Linked DNA regions of Homo sapiens: region 2 is linked to region 1. A link is an interaction called in ENCODE POLR2A ChIA-PET data of the cell type or tissue named here. Cell type or tissue: MCF 10A. All regions are shown on one strand. Each heading gives the region's core, and the rest is flanking DNA. Links, peaks and the distances in the headings are about the cores only.

Region 1 (2,500 bases), core at 1-2,500:
AGACAGCCTGAATATCCAGCAATGAGGATCTGTTGAGCAAATTTTGACACAGCAGCTCAACGGATTATTGGGCAATCATTCGAAAAGTATGCTTTCAGTCACTACTTGATGACATGGGGAAATATTCCACAAGTAAGGTCAAGTTAAACAACCAAGATACAAAACTTTATGTGCAATGTGACCCCAAATTTATAATACTAGAAAAAAACAAGGAGATATACTGAAATCCGAATGAAAATTATCTCCAAGTAATGGAGTAGGTGATATACATACATACCTATATATATATATACTTTTTTTTTGGCATCAGGGTCTTGCTCTGTCACCCAGGCTAGAGTGCAGTGGTGCAATCATAGCTCACAGCACCCTCAAACTACTCTTAGGCTCAAGCAATCCTCCCGTCTCAGCCTCCTGAGTAGTTAGGACTACAGGCACATGCCACCACACCTGGCTAATTTTCAATTGTTTTGTACAGGCGGGGTATCACTATGTTGCCCAGGCTGGTTTCAAACTTCTGGCCTCAAGAGATCCTCCCGCCTTGGCCTCCCAACGTGCTGGAATTACAGCCATGAGCCACCACAACTGGCCCAGAGTAGGTGATTTTTTAAAAATCAAATCTTCTAAGTGGGAATGCATTCCTTTTATTCTATACCTTTTATGGTGTTTCTCTGCCTCCCTATTTTTATGTATTTTAATGAGCATCTCTTTTTTTTTTTTTTTTCCTTTTGAGACAGAGTCTCACTCTGTCACCAGGCTGGATAACAGCGGCACCATCTCAGCTCACTGCAACCTCCACCTCCTTGGTTCAAGTGATTCTCCTGCCTCAGCTTCCCGAGTAGCTGGGACTACAGGTGGGCACCACCACGCCCAGCCAATCTTTGTGTTTTTAGTAGAGACGGGGTTTCACCATGCTGGCCAGAATGGTCTCAATCTCTTGACCTCGTGACCCGCCCACCTCCCAAAGTGCTGGGATTACAGGTGTGAGCCACCACTCCCGGCCCATCTCTTGTCTTTTGCTTACACATTCCCTTGTCTGTGTGAAGAGCCTGCCTGTTTCTACCAGTGACAGGCATGCAGACCCCATACATATCTGTTAGCCAATGCAGAGCACTGTGTAACTTCCTTGCTAGGAAAATACAAATTCCCAAACCCCAAAAAAGCCCTTGCCTTGTAGGAGAAGGAGGCCTCGCTTACGGCGCTGGAGCTACTTGTGGGAGGCAGCTGCTGCAGCTTCAGGGCTGCGCTGTGGGATCCGTCCATGGTGGTCTAGTGGCGCATCCCACAGGGCCTGGCCTAGGAGGTGGAGCTGCTGCTAGGCGGGGCCCAGGCCAGATGCCATCTCTCCTTGTGGTGTTCACCTCCCTCCAGCAGCCGTCACTTCCTCATGACAAAAGAATACTTCAAGGCTGTTTTGGCAGATTTACAGCCTTCTCCTCAGCTTCACTCAGAGAAGTGCCAATTTCCGTGGCTCTCCCAGGCAGACAGAGAGGGGTGTGTTTTCCAGTTCTTGCGGTGCTCTAGGGTGGTGGAGAGGAACATTAAAAATGCATGGACAAGGAAACACTGAGCCCAGCTTTGTTATCTGAGAAGAGAATACCATTCAGATAAAACGTAACCGGCCATGACAAGTGAGTCCATTAAAAAAATTCTTCAAAATTCAATTCTAGCAGTTAAAAACAAGTCCTATCATGCCTTTGTCCTCCCCTTAATACAAACCTGACTCATCTATCTCAAAAGCTTTCTCCCTGGCCCTTAATGTTCCCTTTCCTCCTCCACTCTGCTTCCTTCCTCCCATCGCACCCTAACTTAAATCCTCCCTTTTTCCATAGCTCTTGAGCACAAGAAGTAGAATACTAACTTCTCCAGGTCTCAAAAAAAAAAAAAAAACAATTCCACTACCACGAAAAGGGAACTATTTAAGTTTCAGCTTAGGAAGAAAAGAATCAGAAGAAAAGCTACATCCATGGAAAACAGAAGAACTGGCCTGCTACCGAGGATTGGCCTGACACAGGTGAGGTGACACTGGTCTCGGAGGTGGAAAACCTGTGTGACCAGGTAACTCTGCCTCTCAGAGATTCAGTTGCCTCCTCTGTAAAGTGGGGGTAATAATGTGGCCTCAAATAAACCCAGCAATGATGAGAATCCCTACTAATTTCATCGGACTTATATTTTCAGTGCTTCCCGAACTTTTCCTTTTTTTGGAGACAGAATCTCACTCTGTCATCCAAGCTGGAGTGCAGTGGCACAAACATGGCCTCAAGCTGGGCTCAAGCAATCCTCCCTCAGCCTCCCAAGTAGCTGGGACCTCAGACGCGTGCCACAAGGCCTGGCTAATTTTTTTGTAGAGACAGGGTTTCGCCATGTTATCAGGCTGGTCTTGAACTCTTAGGCTCAAGCAGTCCACTTGCCTCAGCCTCCCAAAGTGCTAGGATTACAGGTGTGTGCCACTTCTCAAAATTTGCTACCAAACAGAGAAGAGAAAGTATACTTCTAGTGTCCT
Region 2 (12,206 bases), core at 5,438-7,937, 220 kb before region 1:
GACCGTCCCACGTGCCCCAAGTTGAAATCCTGATTCCTTCGCCCTCCATCCACCAAAACCACAAACCACCTGCCCTTCCCAGGGTCTTCCCTGGCTCCCGCTGACCGCAGTGGCTTTCCTTTGGTGTAGGACGCAAGCGTGTGTTACTCTTGACTCCTTTCCTTTACCTCGGCTTTCAAACCATCAAGAAACCCTCCCTGCTGTCATCGTGGTTCAGGGCACCATCGTCTCTTCCCTGAACTGCGCTAACCCCCTAAGTGGTCTTCCTGCTTCTACCCTGGCCACTCAGCATCTACTCTAAGTGTAGCCGGCAGGGTAGTTCTGTTAGAAAACCTTAATCAGACACTTTTCTCAAAACCTTCCAGCAGCCTCTCATTTTTGTTAGAACAAAAGCCAAAATCCTACCTGATGCACGCTATTTCGTCTTTGATGTAATCTAGAATGCTCTACTTCCAGATATCTTTTTTTTTTTTTTTTGAGACCGAGTCTCGCTCTGTCGCCCAGGCTGAAGTGCAGTGGCGCGATCTCGGCTCACTACAACCTCTGCCTCCCGGGTTCAAGCGATTCTCCTGCTTCAGCCTCCCTGGCAGCTGGGACTACAGGTGCGCACCACCACGCGCGGCTAATTATTGTATTTTTAGTAGAGATGGGGTTTTGCCATGTTGGCCAGTCTGGTCTCAAACTCCCAACCTTCACTGATCCTCCCGCCTCGGCCTCCCAAACTGCTGGGATTACAGGCATGAGCCACCACGCTGACCTACTCCTGGATATCTACTGGGCAAACTTAAAGTCCCCACTGCCCCCCCGCAGATGGGGTCTTGCTCTGTCTGCCCAGGTTGGAGTGCAGTGGCAGGATCTCGGCTCACTGCAACCTCCACCTCTCAGTTTCAAGGAATTCTCCTGCCTCAGCCTCCCAAATTGGGAGCTGGGATTACAGACGCCCGCCACCAAGTCCGGCTACTTTTTTTATCTTTAGTGGAGATGGGGTTTCACCATGTTAGCCAGGCTGGTCTGGGACTCCTGACCTCGTGATCCACCTGCCTTGGCCTCCTAAAGTGCTGGGATTATAGGCGTGAGCCACCGTGCCCGGCCTGGGCAAAGTTTTTACTTTAAAGTTTTTACTCGATGGTCACTCACTGAAGCCTAACCTGACTGCCTTGTTGGAAGTTGCTCGGATATCCTCTCTACATCCTGATGCCCGTTACTCTTTTTTTTTTTTTCATAGCTTTTATCACCTAATATGCATTTAACCTGTTTTTTTTTTTTTTTTTTTTTTTTGAGGCAAGGCCTGGCTCTGTCACCCAGGCTGGAGTGCAGTCACGTGATCTTGGCTCACTGCAGCCTCCGCCTCCTGGCTTTAAGCCATCCTCCCACCTCAACCTCTGGAGTAGCTGGGACTACAGGCCCGCACTACCATTCCCAGCTAATTTTTGTATTTTTTGTAGAGATGGGGTTTTGCCATGTTGCCCAGGCTGGTCTCGAACTCATGAGCTCAAGGGATACCTGCCTTGGCCTCCCAAAGTGCTGGGATTACAGGTGTGAGCCACTGCGCCCGGCCGTTTAACCTGTTTTTAATGTTTGTTTATTGTCTGTTCCCCACACTAGAATGTAAGTGCCCTAAAGTCAGGGCTTACTGTTTTGTTCATTCATGTGTCACTAGAAAAGTGACACATGGCATGGGTTCAATAAACATTTGTTCAGTGAATGAAGGCTTTGTCAGACGGCCAAAGACAGGGAAGTGACAGGCCTCCACAGAACAAGCCACTTGACCAGATGGGAACTATGAAATCACAACACCCCACATCTCCCTGACTATTCTCTATGGTTCTGATTAGTCATTCTGTTTTGGGCTTCCTTCACTGTCTCTGTCTGTTTGCTGTCAATCCTATAAATGTTGTTTTTTCTGGTAGTTCTGTCATTGACTACTTTTTCCCTCAACAAAGGTGCCCTCTCTGACCTCTCGGTTTTGATTACCTTTCATATTTCAAACCTGTGTATCTCAGGCACAGGCCTGCTCCAGACCTATATTTTCAACTTCCTGCTCACCTATTCACTTGGATGTCCCATAGGCACCTCACACTCAACATACCCTAAACTGAATTCATCTTCATCCACTTGCCTTCAACCTTCTGGTTTCCCATTCTCAATGAATGAGCCCACCTTTCTTTCTATCATGATTCTTCTCTCTTCCTCACACTCTACAACCAACTCTTGCCTTTTCACCTCTCTTAATAGCTTATGCCTCCCTCTCCTCATCCGTTACTTCTAAGTTGCAGCCACAATAAACTACAGATGCTTGTCTGATTATGAACAGATTTAGATTTCGAATGGCAATTTATTTGTCTATATATTGGTAAGCCTAAAATGACTAAGAGATGATTCAAATGGCACCTCTTCATCAAGCCTTTTCTGAACAACCTTCCAAAAAGGACACCCTCAATCCCCTCACTCTGTCTTACCTTTTTCTTTCTTTTCTTTTGGAGAGAGGGTCACTCTGTAACCCAAGCTGGAGTGCAGTGATGCAATCACAGCTCATTGCAGCCTCCTTAATTTCCCCAGCTCAAGCAATCTTCCTGCTTCAGCACCCTGAGTAGCTGGGACTACAGGTGTGTGCCACCACACCCAGCTAATTTTTAAATTATTTTTTAGAGACGGGGGCTTTATTGTATTGCCCAGGCTGGTCATAAACTCCTGGGCTCAAGTGAGCCTTCCACCTCAGCCTCCGAAAGTGCTGGGGTTATAGTCGTGAGCCACCATGCCTGGCCTATTTTTCTTTTCTTTCTTTCTTTTTTTTTTTTTTTTGGAGACAGGATCTCACTGCGTCACCCAGGCTGGAGTGCATTGGTGTGATCTTGGCTCATTGGTGTGATCTTGGCTCACTGCAGCCTCCACTTTCTGGGCTCAAGTGATGCTGCCACCTTAGCCTTCTGAATAGCTGGGACTACAGGCTCACACCACCACGCCTAGTTAATTTTTGTATTTTTTTCTTTTCGAGATGAAGCTTCACCGTGTTGCCCAGGCTGGTCTCAAAATCCTGAGCTCAAGCAATCTACCTGCCTCATCCTCCCAAAATGCTGGGATTACAAGCACGCACCACTATGCCCAGTCCTATTTTTTATTTATTTATTTATTTATTTTTTTTGAGACAGAGTCTTGCCATCTCCCAGGCTGGAGTGCAGTGGCCCGATCTCGGCTCACTGCAACCTCCGCCTCCCAGGTTCAAGTGATTCTCCTACCTCAGCCTCTTGAATAGCTGGGACTACAGGCATGCACCACCACGCCTGGCTAATTTTTTGTATTTTTAGTAGAGACAGGGTATCACCGTGTTAGCCAGGTTGGTCTTGATCTCCTGACCTCGTGATCTACCCGCCTCAGGCTCTCAAAAAGTGCTGGGATTACAGGCATGAGCCACCGTGCCCAGCCCCTTATTTTTTTTTAAATAACACTTAACATTTCCTGGGATTATTATCTATTTTGTTTATATGTTTACTATCTTCTTCCTTTTTTTTTTTTAAATAAAAAAGCTCTATGTGGGTGTGGATTTGCCCATCCTTGGAGCTCAATAAACATTTGTCGAAATGAGTATATGAATGAGAGTCTAAGGCTGGGCATCATGGTTCATGCCTGTAATCCCAGGACTTTGGGAGGCCAAGGCGGGAGGATTGCTCCAGGCCAAGGGTTTGAGACCAGCCTGGACAACATAGTGAGATACCCCCAACCCCACTGCCCCACCTCTATTTTTAAAAAAGAGTCTAAGACTCAATTTCCAAAAGTATTTCTATCAATGAGTGTCTGTTGGTTAAAATGTTGCAACCACTGATTCTATCAGTAAGAGTCTATACCGGAAAATCTGCTGAGGCCGATGAGCTGCCTACCTGATGATCCCTGCAGATGCAGTGGATAACTACTTGGCAGTGAAAGTTTTTGCAGACACCACCTGTTGCTCACTTTGATGCTGGGCAGATCAAAATAGGTGTTGGCTGGGCACGGTGGCTCACGCCTGTAATCCCAGCACTTTGGGAGGCTGGGGCGGGTGGATCATTTGAGGTCAGGAGTTCAAGACCAGCCTGGCCAACATGGTGAAACCCCGTCTGTACTAAAAAATACAAAAATTAGTCGGGCAGTGGTGGCACACGCCTGTAATCCCAGCTACTTGGGAGGCTGAGGCGGGAGAATCTCTAGAGCCTGGAAGTGGGAGGTTACGGTGAGCCAAGATCGCGACACTGTACTCCAGTCTGGGCGACAGATTGAGACCCTGTCTCAAAAAACAAAAACAAAAAAACAAACAACCAAAATAGGTCTTAATGCCGAGAAGCCACTCCTAGTGAACCTACCATGGCTCTTTTGCTGGGTCTGCTCTTTGAATCCTCAAACTCTGAGCCTCAGAAAGCTAATAGGCATCCAACCTTGGTGCCGATCGTCAAGGCACAGACTCAGATTTTTCCATTTCATCAACAGCTTTTCCTCATTGCTTGGTGATTGATGTTGATGGTTTAGGAGTTTCACCTGTTGCTTGTTCCCTGTGTTCTTCAGAATCCCTCCTACCGAACATTTATTCCATAGGCTGGGGCAGGTTTTATACTTTTCTTATTTTTGTTATCATCTTCACTTTTGTTTCCATCGTTTGCCTCTTCCTTCCACTTCTGCTTTTGTGTTTCCTGGATACAACAGGATTAACAGTCTTCCTAAAGTACTTCAAAAATGTGTAAAAAATGTATAAGCTTAAATTTACCAAGGAAGCTGTGGAATCCAACCAATAGCTCAGATGAAAATGACTGAAGAATAGAAACAGATGCATTTGCTCCAGGAGATATTTTTGAGCACATTAGTGAGTATATTATCTATTGCCGCATAACAAATTACTCCCCACATTTAGCAACTTAGAACAATAAACATTTGTTATCTCTCATTGTTGCTATGCATCAGGAATCTGGGGAGGCTAAGTTGGGTGATACTGGCTCAGGGTTTCTCAAGAGTATATAGTCAAGGTTACAGTCAACTGGGGCTGGAAAATATATTTCCAAGAAGACTCACTTATATAGCTATTGGCTAGAGGCCTCAGTTCCATCCCACAATGATAGGGCATCTTTGGTTTCCATGACATGGCAGCAAATGATCCAAAAGAGAGCAAGACAGAAGCCACAATGTCTTTTGTACCATAACCTCAGAAGTCATGCACAATAGTTTTCATAATATCCTATTGGTTACACAGGTTACCCCCATTAAGTGTTGGAAGGGACTACAGAAGGACATCAATATTATGTCCTTCTGTAGCAGGGGGAGGGTCATCGGGGGTCATCTTGGAGGCTGGCTACCACAGTAAGTGTGTAAGTTGAAACTATTTCAGTGTAGCAGCTTGTATACTTCCAGATCTAGAATGGATGTATTCTTTCTCTCTTTCTCCCCTCAGATCTTTGCACATATTCTGTTCCCTTGGTCTGAAACCACTGTTCCTTCCCAGCCCTTCCTTTGCCCTCCCCACTTTGCCTTTCTACCCTTTAACCCTTTAACTGGCCAGCTCTGATTCTTCCTTTAGGATTTAGTTTAGATATGACCTCTTCCAGGAAGCATTTCTGCTTAGTAGGGCTCAGTATTTATCATCTGATTATCTTTTAGGGAGTTGCTGAGCCTCCCAAAAACCCTGGGTCTAGACCTTCCAAAACAGGATTCAATTTTTCACATATGGTCTCATAGCATATTTTCCACTATATTCTAATCATACACACACACACACACACACACACACACACACACACACACACACACACACATATCTCTACTCTCTTCCCTATGTAAGAGGAACTGTTTGGAGACAAGGACTTTGTCTCTCTCATCTCTTTTTTCTCAGTACCCAAACCAGAATTTGGCAAATAATATGTTCTAAGTAGACGTGCAACAAAAATGCATCTTGGCCAAAATACAGAATGGTTGAGTGTTTAAAATAGTATTTTGCCAAAGCTGAAGATTTACATCGTACAATAAACTTTTGAGATAAAAGAGTAAACTTTTGTTTTTTTGAGATGATGTTTCATTCTTGTTGCCCAGGCTGGAGTGCAATATCGATGCTTTATGATTTCTGAATTTCTCTTGGTCTTCTGTATATTTATTCCATGGTCAATAATTGCATGACACTTTTATTTGTTGCTTCTCCATTCTATAAATAATCAGATTCACTGAGGTTAACTATATGAAGGCCAGAAGTCTCTTGGCAAGAGAAATAAAAGCTTAGTTGAATTTATCATTAATATATAAAGCTGCCAAACTATAAGATTTCTAGTTGGGTTTGCATATACAGATATCAAATAGATGAGACATGGAAGTAGCAATCTGAGATTTCCTGAATCTCACAGTTTTCTAGTCTGATAACAAGAGTCACTAGATGGCGTTCTACTCTCTCAGTATAATGTGCCTCTAATCGGGCAGGACTTGTTCCAAGACTAACTCAACTATCACAAGAGCATGTAGTTTGATTGGTTGTTTTTTACTGAGCCCTTCCTATATGCTTAGCATGGTGTTCTTAGATAGTAAGGGGCACAAAGGAAGTGTAAGTTAGTCCTTGGAGAGTTCATAATATTACCAGAAGAATAACAGCAACAGGCATCAGAGAAAAACGTAACATCTTTGCTTGTCATCCCATGGAAAGACCTCCACAGATGTTATATTCAAGTATTATGTTTGCTTTTTTTTTTTTTTTTTGGAGACAGAGTCTCGCTCTGTCACACAGGCTGGAGTGCAGTGGTGCGATATCAGCTCACTGCAACCTCCGCCTCCCGGGTTCAAGCAATTCTCCTGCCACAGCCTCCCGAGCAAAGCTGGGATTACAGGCATGCGGCATTATGCCAGGCTAATTTTTGTATTTTTATTAGAGATGGGGTTTCACCATGTTGGCCAGGCTGGTCTTGAACTCCTGACCTCAAGTGATATTCCCGTCTTGGCCTCCCAAAGTGCTGGGATTACAGACGTAAGCCACCGTGCCTGGCTGCATTTTTTTTCTTTTCTTTTTTTTTTTTAGATGGAGTCTCACTCTGTTGCCCAGGCTGGAGTGCAGTGGCATGATCTCGGCTCACTGCAACCTCCGGCTCCCGGGTTCAAGCAATTCTCTGACTTCAGCCTCCTAAGTAGTTGGGATTACAGGCATGTGCCAACACACTTGGCTAATTTTTGTATTTTTAGTAGAGATGGAGTTTTACCATGTTTGCTAGGCTGATCTCGAACTTTTGACCTTAAGTGATCCGCCCGCCTCAGCCTCCCAAACTGCCGAGATTACAGACGTGAGCCACTGTGCCCGGCCATGTTTGCATATATATATATTTTAGGTGGAGTCTTGCTCTGTCGCCAGGCTGGAGTGCAGTGGCACGATCTCGGCTCACTGCAACCTCTGCCTCCCAGGTTCAAGCAATTCTCCTGCCTCAGCCTCCCAAGTAGCTGGGACTACAGGCACACCACCACGGCTGGCTAATTTTTGTTATTTTTAGTAGAGACGGGGTTTCACCATGTTGGCCAGGATAGTCTCATCTCTCGACCTCGTGATCTGCCCATCTCGGCCTCCCAAAGTGCTGGGATTACAGGTGTGAGCAACCGCGCCCAGCCCATGTTTGCATATTTTTAAAACAAGAGCTGGAAGAATAAGAGCAGCACCCATCAGATGGGAAATGAAGAACCATGGTTGGAATTCCCTGTACCTGTCTATGTTCTCTCTGTATTTAGATGGCAGTACTTTTCTTTTATATGGGATTTCATAATAATAATTACCATTTTGGGGGGGTCATATTATGTCAGGCTTTGTGTTAATGCTTTAAACACTTTAGCTAATTCAGTCTTCACAATAATATCTAGCAGATTGTTACAGGCTGAATTGTCTCCCCCTCCCAACCCCTGGCCGAATTGTCTCCCCCTCTCAACCCCTGCCCTGTCCCTTCACCATCTCCAAATTCATATTGAGGTCCTAACCTCCAGTACCTTGGAATGTGACTGTATTTGGAGATAGCGTCCTTAAAAAGGTAATTAAGTTAGAATGAGACCATTAGGTGGGTCCTTATCCAATATAATTGGAGTCCTTATAAGAAGGGGAAATTGGCTGGGCACAGTGACTCATGCCTGTAATCCCAGCACTTTGGGAGGCCGAGGTGAGCGGATCACTTGAGGTCAGGGGTTCGAGACCAGCCTGGCCAACATGGTGAAACCCCATCTCTACTAAAAACACAAAAATCAGCTGGGCGTAGTGGCAGGTGCCTGTCGTCCCCGCTACTTGGGAGGCTGCGGCAGGAGAATTGTTGAACCTAGGAGGCGGAGGTTGCAGTGAGCCAAGATCGTGCCACTGCACTCCAGCCTGGGTGACAGAGCAAGACCTATCTCAAAAATAAATAAATAAATAAAGAAGAAGAGGAAATTAAGATACAGACGCACACACAGAGGGAAGACCAAATTAAGACATAAGGAGCAGACGGCCACCTATAAGCCAAGGAGAGATGCTTCAGAAGAAAACAACCCTGCTGACACTTGATCTTGGACTTCCAGCCTCCAGAACAGTGATAAAATACACTTCTGTTGCTTAAGCCACCCAGTGTGTGATACTTTGTTATGGCAGCCCTAGCAAGCTAATACATCGGTATTATTCCTGTTTTACAGATGAGTACAGTAAGGCGTGAGAAAAAGTGAGTTGTGTAAAATCACACAGGCAACATACAACAGAACTTACTTTCAGGGTTTGGTCCATCTGCTTAGGGTTAAGACCACATTACCAGTTGCTTGACATTCATGTAGGTGTTAAAGCAAATGGCTGGAGGAGGGAATATAGACAGATCTTATCTTTCTGGTGAATGAGCAAACAAGCCTTTCTTCATCTGGCCAGTGACTGCCTCCCAGCTGGTTCCCAAATCCACAAGGTGAGAGGAAGGGAAAGCCAGTGAGGCCTGTGCCAATTTTCTTCACCTTCAGGCCCAGCAACACTTGGACAGCAGGGGTCATAGTGGTCAGTGATTAAAAATCATCCTTGACTTCATTTAAAAATAATCAATAGCTCTTGTTGCTCTAAGTGGCCTTTCTTTTTTCTCTTTACCTCCCACACCCAAATTCCCTAGCTAGGCAGGGTCCTTAACACATTGTCTTGTAAATGTAGGGCTGGCTAGAGACCATTCAGCATATATGATAAACAAGACTTCTCTTTTGACCCTGGAGAATTGTAGTCCAGTTACCCATGGGCAATAGATAAAGACCCTTAGGCTGGATAGGTATGAAGATGAAGTCTATGAGTCCATGAATTATTGAAGTCCAAGTTCCAGCCCATGAGGGTTGCTTACATTGCAGGGAGGGTCATCACCCCTTATCAAGTGGACAAATTGCGGCTATTTGCTTATATGTCAAACCTACAACCAGATAAGGGGGGGTGGTAGAACCAGGATGTGCAGCAATCATATCTAGAATCAACATATTCACTAATATGCATATAGCCAATATGCATATAGCAAGGATGTGAACAACACCACCCCTATGGAAACTATTCACAGAAAGGAAGCTCCCAACTACAGAAAAGAAGAAGGCTAAGCTTTCTTTTTTTTTTTTTTTTTTTTTTTTTTTTGAGACGGAGTCTCGCTCTGTCGCCCAGGCGGGACTGCGGACTGCAGTGGCGCAATCTCGGCTCACTGCAAGCTCCGCTTCCCGGGTTCACGCCATTCTCCTGCCTCAGCCTCCCGAGTAGCTGGGACTACAGGCGCCCGCCACCGCGCCCGGCTAATTTTTTTTGTATTTTTAGTAGAGACGGGGTTTCACCTTGTTAGCCAGGATGGTCTCGATCTCCTGACCTCATGATCCACCCGCCTCGGCCTCCCAAAGTGCTGGGATTACAGGCGTGAGCCACCGCGCCCGGCCAGAAGGCTAAGCTTTCATAGCTCCATAACACTGGCTTCCACAACAGGAATGCCTGTTATTCTTCCATTCTGCTAAGTCTCAGGCAGCAGCTGGAAAGAGAGTGAGGAGCTTCTATATGTACAAGGTAACTAATGGACCATCGTAGACACTCACCTAGAGATTAAGATACTGTGGCCTTGGCTGGGCTCAGTGGCTCATATCTGTAATCCCAGCACTTTGGGAGGCCAAGGTGGGTGGCTCACTTGAATCCAGGAGTTTGAGACCAGCCTGGACAACAGGGCGAAACTCTGGCTCTACAAAAAATAAAAGATTAGCTGAGTGTGGTGGCATGTGCCTATATTCCCAGCTGCTCTGGAGGCTGGAGGACCACTTAAGCCCAGGAGTTAGAAGCTGCAGTGAGCAGTGAGCTATGATTTTGCCACTGAACTCCAGCCTGGATTTTTTTTTTTTTAAAGAAAAGCTGTTTTAGTGAAAGCTCAAGAGATGGGTGAATGGGTGAAGGAGAGAAATCTTTATAATGCCCTGAGAGGCTGGAGGCTAATCTATATAATAAAGGGAAAAGAGTGTTGGCTGGTCATGGTAGTTTACGCCTGTAATCCCAGCACTTTGGGAGGTAGAGGCGGGCGGATCATATGAGGCCAGGAGTTCAAGACCAGCCTGGGCAGTATAGCGAGACCCCATCTCTACTAAAAACATAAAAATTAGCCAGAATGATGGCGCATGCCTGTAATCCCAGCTACTGGGGAGGCTGAGGCACAAGAATTGCTTGAACCTGGGAGGGAGAGGTTGCAGTCAGTGGCCACTGTGCCACTGTACTCCAGTCTGGATGATAGAGTGAGACCCTGTCTCAAAAAGAAAAAAAAAAGAGGGTTAAAGAGAGAAGAGATTGTTTGGAGAGGAAGAGGCAACAGAGCAGCTACAGGTATCAGGGAACTGAACAGAAGTAGATAGGATTATTAACTGGGTCCCCTTTGCTGGTTTTTGAAAAATATGATTGGATTTTTGGATTTTTTTTTCACTATTTTTGACTACTGGACTCTTTATTTGAATGTGTGATACTAACATCTGGGCCATAAAGGACCCAAGATTTATTCAGATTATTCAGATACTTAAAACAGAGAAAAATGACTCTTCACTTATTATTATCATTACTACTTTTAGAGACAGGCTCTTGATCTGTCACCCAGGCTGGAGTGCAATGGCACAACTATAGCTCACTGTAACCTCAAACTCCTGGGCTCAAGCTATTCTCCTGCCTCAGCCTCCCGAGTAGCTGGGACTACAGGCATGTGCCAAATGTGCCAACATGCCTGGCTAATTTTTTTTTTTTTTTGGTAAAGATGAGAAGGTCTTGCTATGTTGATCAGGCTGATCTCAAACTCCTGGCCTCGAGCAATCCTTCCACCCATCTACACCTCCCAAAGTGTAGGGATTACAGGCATGAGCCACCACGCCCAGCTGCAGTACATTTTTGGTGGTGATGGTCAGGAGGTTCAGACATCAAGCTTGCCATAAAACTCAAGTTTACTTCTCCTTGATTATAAACCCCTCCCACACCAGCGTGATTCCAGTTCACCTGAAACTCTAAGAATATTCTGCCATCTTGGTAGATGGTCCTCTGTGATTGCTGTGGTCGGTTACTGAAGGCTTTTTTTTTTTCTCCTGACTGACATTTGTGAATCCAGCCATGTACCAGAGGTTTGTCATAAACCCCTGGCCTATAAGGCCATCTCCCTGGACAAGAGAAGTGTTTTCCGCTGTAACCCACAAAAACTAGGTAGGAAAGGAGAGTAGAGTCATGTTTAGATCTCTTGGGTTATGATGAAAATTGCTTAAGAAAATTAGATTTTAGGCCGGGCACGGTGGCTCACACCTGTAATCCCAGCACTTTGGGAGGCCGAGGCAGGCGGATCACGAAGTCAGGAGATCGAGACAATCCTGGCTAACACGGTGAAACCCCATCTCTACTAAAAAAATTAGCCAGGCATAGTGGCGGGCGCCTGTAGTCCCAGCTACTTGGGAGGCTGAGGCAGGAGAATGGCGTGAACCCGGGAAGCGGAGCTTGCAGTAAGCGGAGATCGAGCCACTGCCCTCCAGCCTGGGCGACAGAGCAAGACTCCGTCTCAAAAAAAAAAAAAAGAAAGAAAATTAGATTTTAGACAATTTAGTTATGGGCATGTGTCAGAGTTTTGTTACAATCATGTTACAAGGGAAAAGGACTTTAGTAAGCCAATTAATAAATTTGCTCTCTTAAAGAAAAAGAAAATGAGTACATAATCACTGAGAAGAGATAAAGAAAGAAAAAAGGATTGGTTCAAGATTACTAGGCTCTTAACAGA

What was found. ChIA-PET counts read pairs that join two places held together with the same protein. Peaks named below come from ENCODE experiments on the same cell type or tissue, not always from the same donor. Only the 100,000 strongest peaks of a DNase experiment are listed, where the experiment ranks them.
Region 2: POLR2A ChIA-PET joins it to region 1 with 5 read pairs; 11 of 35 experiments call an interaction of 5 or more read pairs at or near these places.

What each region holds. Positions count from the first base shown.
Region 1 is chr1:24,418,308-24,420,807 of GRCh38, reverse strand. NIPAL3 (NIPA like domain containing 3) reads right to left here. Exons shown (of 12, transcript NM_020448.5): 2 at 1,168-1,517. The coding sequence starts at 1,260. Among named protein-coding and RNA genes, the nearest start is that of NIPAL3, 3.8 kb to the right of the region's middle. RefSeq lists an enhancer at 1,025-2,224. In MCF 10A, for the core only: no CTCF peak of the experiment used is centred there; a DNase peak (open chromatin) is centred at 1,407.
Region 2 is chr1:24,629,592-24,641,797 of GRCh38, reverse strand. No RefSeq gene overlaps it. Among named protein-coding and RNA genes, the nearest start is that of SRRM1, 7.6 kb to the left of the region's middle. In MCF 10A, for the core only: a CTCF peak has its summit at 6,376 (motif pointing right); a DNase peak (open chromatin) is centred at 6,407.